Linked DNA regions of Homo sapiens: region 2 is linked to region 1. The links are chromatin contacts, found by Hi-C or POLR2A ChIA-PET in ENCODE. All regions are on one chromosome and are shown on one strand. The core of a region is the stretch at or near the end of the contact, and the rest is flanking DNA. Distances in the headings are between cores, read along the strand shown. Region 1 overlaps LOC124900647 (nascent polypeptide-associated complex subunit alpha, muscle-specific form-like). Region 2 holds the start of FGFRL1 (fibroblast growth factor receptor like 1).

What was found. Hi-C counts contacts between places; a loop is a spot of excess contacts on that map. ChIA-PET counts read pairs that join two places held with the same protein, here RNA polymerase II (POLR2A). Pooled maps may share reads with other maps.
Region 2: a loop to region 1 is called in a map of IMR-90, with 4 times the contacts of the local background. The contact joins the promoter of FGFRL1 here to the enhancer-like site in region 1. A Hi-C loop is called at or near these places in 2 of 168 maps with a recorded cell type or tissue (CD8-positive, alpha-beta T cell and IMR-90), 1 of 37 single-sample maps with no recorded cell type and 10 of 50 pooled maps. POLR2A ChIA-PET finds 5 or more read pairs at or near these places in 1 of 52 experiments (activated CD4-positive, alpha-beta T cell).

What each region holds. Positions count from the first base shown.
Region 1 is chr4:1,134,242-1,139,190 of GRCh38, reverse strand. The region is part of intron 1 of LOC124900647 (nascent polypeptide-associated complex subunit alpha, muscle-specific form-like); the gene reads right to left. Among named protein-coding and RNA genes, the nearest start is that of RNF212, 23 kb to the right of the region's middle. Within about 2 kb of position 3,075, at least 6 of the 41 ENCODE cell types and tissues checked have a DNase peak (open chromatin) inside an H3K27ac peak, as active enhancers do; they include CD8-positive, alpha-beta T cell, where a contact is called at or near this core.
Region 2 is chr4:1,007,652-1,012,875 of GRCh38, reverse strand. It overlaps FGFRL1 (fibroblast growth factor receptor like 1), which reads right to left and starts at 1,250. Exons shown (of 7, transcript NM_001004356.3): 1 at 922-1,250; 2 at 312-406. The coding sequence starts at 390. RefSeq lists silencers at 509-578, 1,258-1,777, 2,608-2,677, 2,968-3,067, 3,318-3,427 and an enhancer at 2,295-2,927.

The DNA of each region.
Region 1 (4,949 bases), core at 1,826-4,325:
TAATACCTGAAACTGTTAAACTCCTATGAAAAACCATGAGGGAAGAAAAGTTTCATAACACTGGTCTTGGCAATAATTTCACGGATATAACAACAAAAGCACAGGCAACAAAAGCAGAAACTGACAAATGAGACTGCATCAGACTCAAAAGCTTCTGCATGGTAAAGGAAACAAAATGGTAAAAAGGTAACCCATGCAATGGGAGAAAATATTTGCAAACCATGTCTACCTGACAAGGGGCTAAGCTCTAAAATATATAAGGAATGCCTACAACTCAATAGCAAAAAACCCAATAACCCAATCTGAAAGTGGGCTAAGGACTTAAATAGACATTTCTCTAAACAAGATATTCAAATGACCAGCAGGTGTATGAAAAAATCTCAATGCCATGAAGGAAATGCAAATCAAAGCAATGAAACATCACCTCATATCTGTCAGGATGGCTATTTAAAAAAAAAAAAAAACAAGTATTGGTGAGAATGTGGAGACACTGGAACGCTTGTGCACTGCTGGTGGGAAAGCAAAGTGGGTGCAGCTGCTGTGGAAAACAGAATGGACGTTCCTCAAAACACTAAAACTGGCCGGGTGTGGTGGCTCACACCTGTAATCCCAGCACTTTGGGAAGCCGAGGCGGGTGGATCATGAAGTCAGGAGTTCAAGACCAGCCTGGCCAAGATGGTGAAACCCTGTCTTTACTAAAAAATACAAAAATTAGCTGGGCATGCTGGTGGGAGGCTGAGGCAGAGAACTGCTTGAACCTGGGAGGTGGAGGTTGCAGTAAACCAAGGTTGCGCCACTGCCCTCCAGCCTGGGCGACAGAGCTAGACTCCGTCTCAAAAAACAAACAAACAAACAAAAACAAAACCAAACCAAAAAAACACTAAAACTAAAACTAGAACCTCATATGATCTAGCAACCCCACTTCTGGGTATTTACCCAAAATAATTGAAATCAAGATGTCAAAGAGATATTAGCACCCCATTTTCATAACAGCACTATTTACAATAGTCAAAATGTAGAAGCAACCTATATGTCCATTGATGGACAAATGAGTAAAGAACATACGGTATAGTCATACAATAGAATATTATTTAGCCTTAAGAAATAAGGAAATTGTGCAATCTTAAGCAACATGGATGAACCTTGAGGACACTATGCTAATAAGCCAGTCACAGAAGGACAAACACTGCAAGATTCCACTTACATATGGTATCTAAAACAATGAAATTTGTAGAATCGAAGAGTGAAATGGTGGTTTGTCATGGGCTGGGGGGAGGGAGAAATGAAGATTTACTAATTAATGAGTGTAAAGTTCCAGTTAAGCAAGATAAATAAGTTCTAGAGATCTGTTACACAACATCAAACCTACAGTCAACAATACTGTAATGTACACTTAAAATTTTGTTAAGAGGGTAGATCTCATGTTGTGTTCTGGCCACAATAAAATAAAACTAATAAAGTTTAAAAAATAAAGGAAAAAATACAAAGCTAGATTTCTAGATTTCGGTACTCAGTGAAAATATCCTTCAAAAGTGAAAGTGAAATAAAAAAATTTTCACACAAGCAAAAGCTCAAGAGATTGTTTCGCCATCAGATCTGTACTACAGGAAATATGGAAGGGAGCTCTTCAAGTCGAAGGGAAATGAACATATACATATATTGACTTGTGGAGTTTATAACACATGTAGCAGTAAAATATACGACAACAATAGCACAAAGGAGGAAGGCAGGTAAACGCAGTTAAACAGCTGAAAGATTCTTGCAATGTTCAGCAAGTAGTAAATACGCTAATTTAAGGAAGAAGGTATCGCAACAAGGATGCATATTATTACCAAGGTAATCAATAAAAGAATACTGTACTAAAAGAATGCATAACTAATATGCTAATAGAGAAAAATGGAAAAAAAAAACTTGATTAATCCAAAGAACGGCAAGAAAGGAATAAAGGAACAAGGAACAAATAGGACAAATGAAAAACAAATAGCAATATGGTAGACTTAAACCTAAATATATTTTACACTATATGAAGTGCAAATGGGCAAAACACTCCAATTAAAAGACCAAGATTGTCAGACTAGATTAAAAAAACAAAAAATAAAGAACAGCTATTTCCAAAAGAAAACTTTAAATATCAGAAAGACTGAAAGTAAAAGAATAGAAAAAGACATACCACGCAAATAAGAACAAAAAGATAGCATAAAATAGACTTTAAGAAAATAAATATTACTGGAGTTACAGGGGTACACAAATCAATGTTGCTTTTAATAACAAAAAGATGTTTAGGGGGTGTTTCCTACTCAGCTGTTATGAACCTTATTTAGAAGAATGAGGCCAGGCACAGTGGCTCACGCCTATAATCCCAGCATTTTGGGATGCCGAGGTGGGTGGATCACCTGAGGTCAGGAGTTTGAGACCAGCCTGGCCATCATGGTGAAACTCCCATCTCTACTAAAAATGCAAAAATTAGCCAGGCATGGTGGTGGGCAACTGTAATCCCAGCTACTCAGGAGGCTGAGGTGGGAGAATTGCTTGAACCTAGGAGGTGGAGGCTGCAGTGAGCTGAGATGGTGCCACTGCACTCCAGCCTGAGCAACAGAGCGAGACTCTGTCTAAACAAACAAACAAACAAACAAACAAAAAACAAGAAAAAGAAAGTAAGTTCAAGAGAGATAGAGAGATGACCTTAGAGCCAGTCATCAAAATCTACCTAAAAGTTTGTTTTTTCTCATTAGGACTAAAAATAGTCTGCAAGAGATTGATATTCCATCTTCCCCAAGTGGAGGTAGCCGAGACTACTTAGGATAGAAAACAGGCTTTGTCGACAAAAACACAAGCTATGACATCCACCTTAATTGCCTAATAGCTGGGTGACTGAGTCTGTTTCCTTCTCTGTAAACTGAAGATAACATGAGCCTTGGAGCAGCAGAGCACTTGGCACACCCTTGACATGTTGCAGGTGCTCTGTCGGTGTGGGTTCCCACCCTCTCTTCCCCTTGGCCTCTGGGTAGCTTAAGACTACTAGAGACGCAGGTGTGGCTCTGACTCTGGCTCAAAGCTCTCTCTGAAAGAAAGAGAAGCTGCTTCAGAAGCAGAGAAAGGCCTGCATTCCCCAACTGGACACTGAGAGGGGGAAGATACAGGGCTTGCGCATCTGCCAACGGTGCCAGCTGACAAACCTGGGGTAAGAAATCCTTGCCCTGTAAACTTACTTGGAAATTCCTAAGCCAAATATATTCTGTATTTTTTATCTTGTTTCTCTTAGTCCTTCTTATTAATGTCCCTTAACAATAAATTCAATTGTCTTGAATTAAAAAAAAACGGATAAAGCAACTTTGATGGTAAATTTAAGAGGTAGAGATGAGAGGAACAGGGAGGGAAGACGCTGGTGGTGGGTAACTGTGTACGTTCTTCCCACCTGCCTAGTGAGTTTCAGTTTTTTTGTTTTTGTTTTTTTATTCTTTTGAGACGGAGTCTCGCTCTGTCACCCAGGCTAAAGTGCAGTGGTGCAATCTTGGCTCACTGCAGCCTCCCCCTCCCGGGTTCAAGCAATTCTTCTGCCTCAGCCTCCCTAGTAGCTGGGATTACAGGCATGTACCACCATGCTCAGCTAATTTTTGTATTTTTTTAGAGACAGGGTTTCACCATGTTGGCCAGGCTAGTCTCAAACTCCTGACCTCAGGTGATCTGCCCACCTTGGCCTCCCAAAGTGCTGGGATTACAGGCGTGAGACACCGTGTCTGGCCAAGTTTTAGTTTTAAAGCCTTTAAAGCCACTTGCTTTCTAGTCCTTGGTGCACTTTAAAAAAAAAAATGTGTTAGTCCCTTATAAAAAGCAGGGACTGTTAAAAAGGGAGAATCACCATGAAGCACAGTGATCATAATGCAGCAGACTGTTCATAAAATGTTTACAATTCAAAACTAATCAGCGAAAACATGTGCTCCTGGATGCTCCCTTTCAAAGGGTCTCCTGATCTCAAGCATTCTGCAAAACACCCGTAGTTTTGTCTATTTTTCAAAGTACAAGTCTTAGCGACTAGACAGGGAAGACGAGGGCGAGTTCAATGGGGGTCATCATCCATCATTCCACTGGGGCAAACAGACCGCACTCCTGTCTTCACGGGAGGCCTCACCGCCTCTCTGGATTGTCTTGGGTTGGGTGCTCCACAAAGCAGACCCTGAGCCAAGGATTCAAGTGCAAGTGATTTGTTAAGGAAATGCTCCCAGGAGAAGGGAGAGGAAGAGGCCAAGCAAGGGCATTATTTCAGGTTAACCCCAGACTCATCCCAAGCCCTGGAGGAGCCCAGGAGCATGAGATAACTACAGATCCAGCAATTCTGCTCCTAGATCCATACTCAGAACAACTAAAAGCCGGGACTGAGATACTTATGTATCAATGCTCACAGCAGCCAGAAAGTGTGCATCAACAAATGCATGGATAAACAAATGTGGTCCATCCATACAATGGAATATCATTCGGCCATAAAATGAAGGAAATTCTGTTACATGCCACAACACAGATGAACCTTGGAAATATTATGGTAAGTGAAATAAGCCAGACACAAAAAGAGAAATACCGTATGATACTACATGTAAGGGACCTAGAGGAGTCAAATCCATAGAGCCACATAGAGACTCTTGGGAGTCAGGGGGATGGGAGTTATTGCTTAAGTGGGTAGACTTTCTGCTCAGGAAGATGAGAACATTCTGGAAATGGATGGTAGTGATGGTTACACAACAACGTGGCTATACTTAATGTCACTGAATTGTATACTTAAAATGGTTAAAATGGTAAATTTTCTGTTACGTATATTTTACCACACTTTTTAAAAACATTTTTTAAAAATCTGGGTAAGGGCCAGATGCGGTGGCTCACGCCTGTAATCCCAGGACTTTGGGAGGCTGAGGTGGGCAGATCACGAGGTCAGGAGATTGAGACCATCCTGGTTAACA
Region 2 (5,224 bases), core at 1-2,500, 120 kb after region 1:
CCTGGACTGCAGGTACGAGTATGAAAGTGTTTGCAAGACCAGGAGCATGTCCTGGGGAGCCAGGACTAAAGCCCACCTGGCCAGCAAGCACGCATGAGGGGAACCCCTCCAGCCAGCTAGGGGAGCCCCGGTGGGTGCTGTGGACAGCCCATGGGTGAGGGGGCCCTGGAAGGAAGGGGGCCTGGCGAGCGGGGCGGCAGGGGCGGGGCATGGCGCGTGCCAGGCGGGCACTGTGGCAGGGTTCAGGGCCGGGCGGGAAGGGGGCGGCGCTGGCGGAGGCCAGGCTGGCCGGGCTGGGCGCCAGAACTCACCTCGGGCGGCGGCGGCCGGCGGGAAGGCCCCCAGCAGCAGCGGCGGCAGCAGGAGCAGCAACAGGGGGCTCGGCGTCATCTCGGCCTGTCCGGACCTGGGGACATTGGGGGCGCCGTCACTAACACGTGGAACTGGGAGATACCGCCCTCCCCGGTCCCGGGCCGCGGGGATCAGGGGTCTGGCCGCCCTCCCCACAGGCCCTCCCCGCCCGCGCTCCAGGCGGAGGAAGCCGCAGCGGGGAGAAGCTGTGGGTATCAAAGGCAGACAAAGGGTTTACACTAATTACCGGGCTCCCCCGCCGCCCCCCCTCTCCAAACACCGTCTGGATTCCTGGCGCTTGTAACTCCGGCCCTGCCCGCAGGACACACAACACTCAGCGCCCCGCAGATAATCGCCTGCGCCATTAGCGGACAAATTTGCGCTGGGGGGGGCCCACGTGGGGCGCGGGGGCGGGGGCGGGGCAGGCCGGGGGCCCGCAGGAGCGGCGGCGGCGCGCATGACCCGTGCCCAGCTGGGGCCCCGAACCCGCCCCTCCCCGCCCCCGCCCCGGACCCCCGCCCTCCCCCGTGTGCCCACCTGGGGTCGCGGCCGCGCGCGCGGGGGGCTCACCTCGGCGGGGGGCTCAGCGGGCGGGCGGCGGGGTCAGGGCCGGGCCCGCGGCGTGCGCTCCGCGGTCATCGCCGCCCCGGGCGCCGCATCCCGCCGCCCCGCGCCCCCGGGCCCGGTCTCGGGGCGGGGCGGCGCTACCTGGGCGCGGGCGGCTCGGGCCGGGTCGGGGTCCGGGCTCGGGCGCTCGGGGCGCGGGGTCCCGGACCGGGCAGGCGGCGGGGGCGAGTCCGCGGGGCCGGGGGCCGGGGCCGGGATCCCGGGGCGGCGGGGCGAGGGGCCCGGGGCGCCGCGCCGCGAGGCGTCCTTCCCTGCGGGGCTTTGTCAACTCTCCCGGAGCGAGCGCCGAGCCCGGACCCCCGACCCGCCCCCGGCACAACTTCCGGCCAATCCGCGCGCGTCAGCCCTCCCCCGTGCCCCGCCCCGCCGCCAAACTTTTCCCCAATCCGCGCGCGCACACCGCCCCCGCCCCGCCGGGCTCCCGGCCTTAACCCTCGCGGTGCGGACGTCCCCGCGGGCGGGCGGCTTCCCCGGGTCCGGCCCCGCCCCCGCCCCCGCCCCGCCCCAACCCGAGCCTCGCCGCGCCCCCGGCCCCGCCCGCGCGCCCTTGGTCCCCGCAGGCTCCTAGGACCGGCCAGGAGCCGCCGCGCCCTCCCCATACCTGCGCCCGCGCGCGCCCGGGTCGGGTCCTCAACTCTCGAGACACCTCCGCGACCCCCAGAGCAGGCTCCGGCCCTGCCCGCGGCAGTCTGACCTCTGCGCAGCCCCGGGCCGGGCCCAGACCGCTCTCTGGTTGCTCAGAAGGGGGCGGACTGGACGGCCGCGGGAGCTTCGAGGCTTCCAGGTCTGCGCCCCGGGGGGTCTTCGGGAGCAGAAGGGAGAAGCAGGGCCTCGCCCAGCCGGAGCTGCTGGGGACGGGGTAGGGGGGGACGGCCGCGGCGATGCAGGCAGGGGTCCTCCCCGGGGCGTTCGGGTTACCTGGTGCCTTTGGCCAAAGGTATGTTCCCACCTGAGGCCTCCCAGCCTCTCACCTGCTAGTGACGGGAATGACAAGAACATTAATCATCGTAATAGACGTCAACATGCGATTCAATCTCCGCTACCGGGCAGGCGGCCCCAGGAGCAGATGAAGAAACGGAGGCGTGGAGAAGACAGCGCCCAGCTCTTCGCGGCTCTTCCTCCACACGCCTCGCCTGCCGTCCCTGCCCAGGGCCCAGCACGCAGGGCTCCCAGGCCGCACCTCCAGCCGCCCCATGGCCTCCCCTCATCCTGCCTCCCAGTCTTGCAACACAAACCTCACGGCCTGCCCACATCCCGCCTCACACCCTCGACTCCGCGGAGTCACCATCCCAGCACCTCCTCCATCCCCCAGAGCAGCCTCTCTTTCTGGGGCCTGAAGCCCCCTCTTCCAGGAAGTCCTCCCAGGAAAGGCTGAAACTGGAGAGGCCTGGCAGCCGGTGTCCCCAGGCCGAGGAGAGCTAGGCGGGGCGTGGGGGGCGCCAGCTGTCAGGGTGTGGGACTCCTCAAGGCCCGAACTACCCGGCCGTCCCAAGGTGCTGGTTCCCAGCCCAGCGTCCTCCACCCCAAATCCCGCGTCTGGGCCAGCGTGGGCGTCGCGAGGGCGGATGGAGGTGCGCTCGGACGGCCCATCCTGCCCCCGCTGGCGCAGCCGCCGCTGTGCACCCGGGGAAGGGTCCAGGGACCGCCGCGTGGTCCTCCCGGCGGGAGAACGTCCTGCGCCGCCGCCGCGGCCCTGTCCCACAAGGAGCCAGCAGCGCCGGGGCCCACCTGCCGCCCTCCCGGCCGGAGCTGCAGTCACGGACAGGTGGGTGGGGCGGTCTCACGCCCGTGGGAGAGCGGCGCTGAACTTCCCGGACAGCTGGCGAGGAGGCAGCGCTCCCACAGATGTGCGGGCTGCCGGACACAGGTGCGTGGAAAGGGGACAGGTGTGCGGAAACGTGGCTGCGAGCGTGCAAAGTATAAGCAGGGAGCGGACAGGCCGGCAGGTGCCGGCCCCCGAATGAGCGGGCAGTGGGAGGGGCACGGGCAGCGTCGCGGCCCCTGGCGGGCGGGGCCGGGACGGGGGGCGGGGCCAGGGGCGGAGCGGCAGACGGGGCGGGGCCCGAGGCGGACAGGGGCGGGGACGGGGAGGGGGCGGGGCCTGGCCGGGCGGGGGCGGGGCCCGGGCCTCCCGCGCCGGCACGCGCTGCCCTCTGGCGGTGGCGGCGGCGCCGGCGCGGCAGCTCCCGAGGCGTTTTTCCTCGTCTCCTCGCCCCGCCCCGCCCCGCCCCGCCCCGCCCCGCCCGCCACGTCCCAGCCCGCGGCCGGCCCAGGCCCCGTCCTCAGGCAGCCCCCCGCCCCTCGCCCACCCCCGGAACAGGGACTGGGCCCTCCCCGCTCCCACGGCCCTTCGGGTCAGGCAGCGCGGAGCCGAGGGGCCGGCGCAAGCACGTCCTGCCCCTTAAAACTGAAACGGGGCGGTCAGCCACCCTCGGGGTCTCAGGCCCCATCCTCAGCCAACCCCATGGGGTGACCGCGGGAAGACAGGTTCTTGTAGCCACCTACCCAGCCCCGGTGAGCCCCAGGCGCGCAGGTTCGCTAGCACGGATCCTCGCTTGCCCGCGACAGCACCTGCCCCGGGGCAGAAGAGGCAGGACTGGGGGAGAGCCGGGCAGGCCTCACAGAGGCGGCATCTCAGGAACAGCAGGTGTAGGGACTGACAAGGACAGGCGGGTGGAGGAGGCTTGGCAGAGAATGGAGATGCAGTAACAGTGACTTACACACTCTCAGCTGCAGCAACCAAAAAAATAGGTGTGAAAACAGCACGTAAGGCACTGGGCTCACGAAACCGAGGACCGTGGTGCTGGAGAGAGGGGAAGCGACCCGGCAGCGAGGACAGTCCCGCCCACTGCCCAGGCCGGTGCAGAGAAAACCCAGGCAGCCACCGGCGTCTCCCTCAACTGGGAAGACAGAGGTGGCCAGGCAGGGGCTGGAGTTCACAGGTGCTCCAGAGTGCTGGAGAGGAGGGGGCTGCACCGAGAAGCCCAGACACCCACAGAGGGTCTGCCTGGAGGCTTCAGCTAAGCACAGATCAGTGCAGGAGCGTGAAGAAAACACTCAAGGCCAGGGAAAGACCCACCCAGGATCAGAGCCCATGCAGGGCTGGGAATAGTGCCTGTGCTCAGCAGCCAGAGTGGGGAAGCATCGTTAGAGCAGGAAGAAGTTCTCACCCCGTAGTAGGGAAGCATCAACACGAGACTAAATACAGTTCAGGTCCCACCAAACACCACTGAATAAGAAGACCCAGAGCCAGATGTGGGGGCTCACACCTGTAATCCCAGAACTTTGGGAAGCCAAGGCAGGCAGACCAGTTGAGCCCAGGAGGTCGAGACTAGCCTGAGCAACACGGTGAAACCCCATCTCTACAAAAATCCAAAAAGTCGCCAATGTGGTGATGCGTGCCTGTGGCCCCAGCTATTGGGGAGGCTGAGGTGGGAGAATCACTTGAGCCCAGGGGGCCGAGACTGCAGAGAGCCAAGATCACACCACTACACTCCAGCCCGTGCGACACAGTGAGACCCTGCCTGAAAAAAAAGGACCACACAGTTTCCAAGTAACTTGATCACATTCGAGAAACAAATGCAAAGATATGTATAGGTTTACAAAAATATCCAGCACCAAACAAGGTAGAATACAAAATATTGAATATCCGGGAAAAACAAAAAACAAAAAAACAGGCATGAAAAGAGGCAGGACATTATGACCCATATGGAGAGATGGGAAAAATCAATCAAAATTGACCTGGGGCCGGGCACAGTGGCTCACGCCTGTAATCCCAGCACTCTGGGAGGCCGAGGAGGGCGAATCACTTCAGACCAGAAGTTCACAACCAGCCTGGACAACATGGTGAAACCCCATCTCTACTAAAAATAAAAAAACTAGCCAGGCGTGGTGGCAGGCAACCTGTAGCCCCAGTTACTCAGAAGGCTGAGGCAGGAGAATCACTTGAATCCGGGAGGTGGAGGTTGTAGTAACTGACCTGGAAATGACAAAGGTGACAGGGCAAGTAGAGGAGAGCACACACATGCTTATGCTGTGACCATGTTCCATATGTTCAAGATGCTGGAGGTGACAGGGCAAGTAGAGGACAGCACACACATGCTTATGCTGTGACCATGTTCCATATGTTCAAGATGCTGGAGGTGACAGGGCAAGTAGAGGACAGCACACACATGCTTATGCTGTGACCATGTTCCATATGTTCAAGATGCTGGAGGTGACAGGGCAAGTAGAGGACAGCACACAC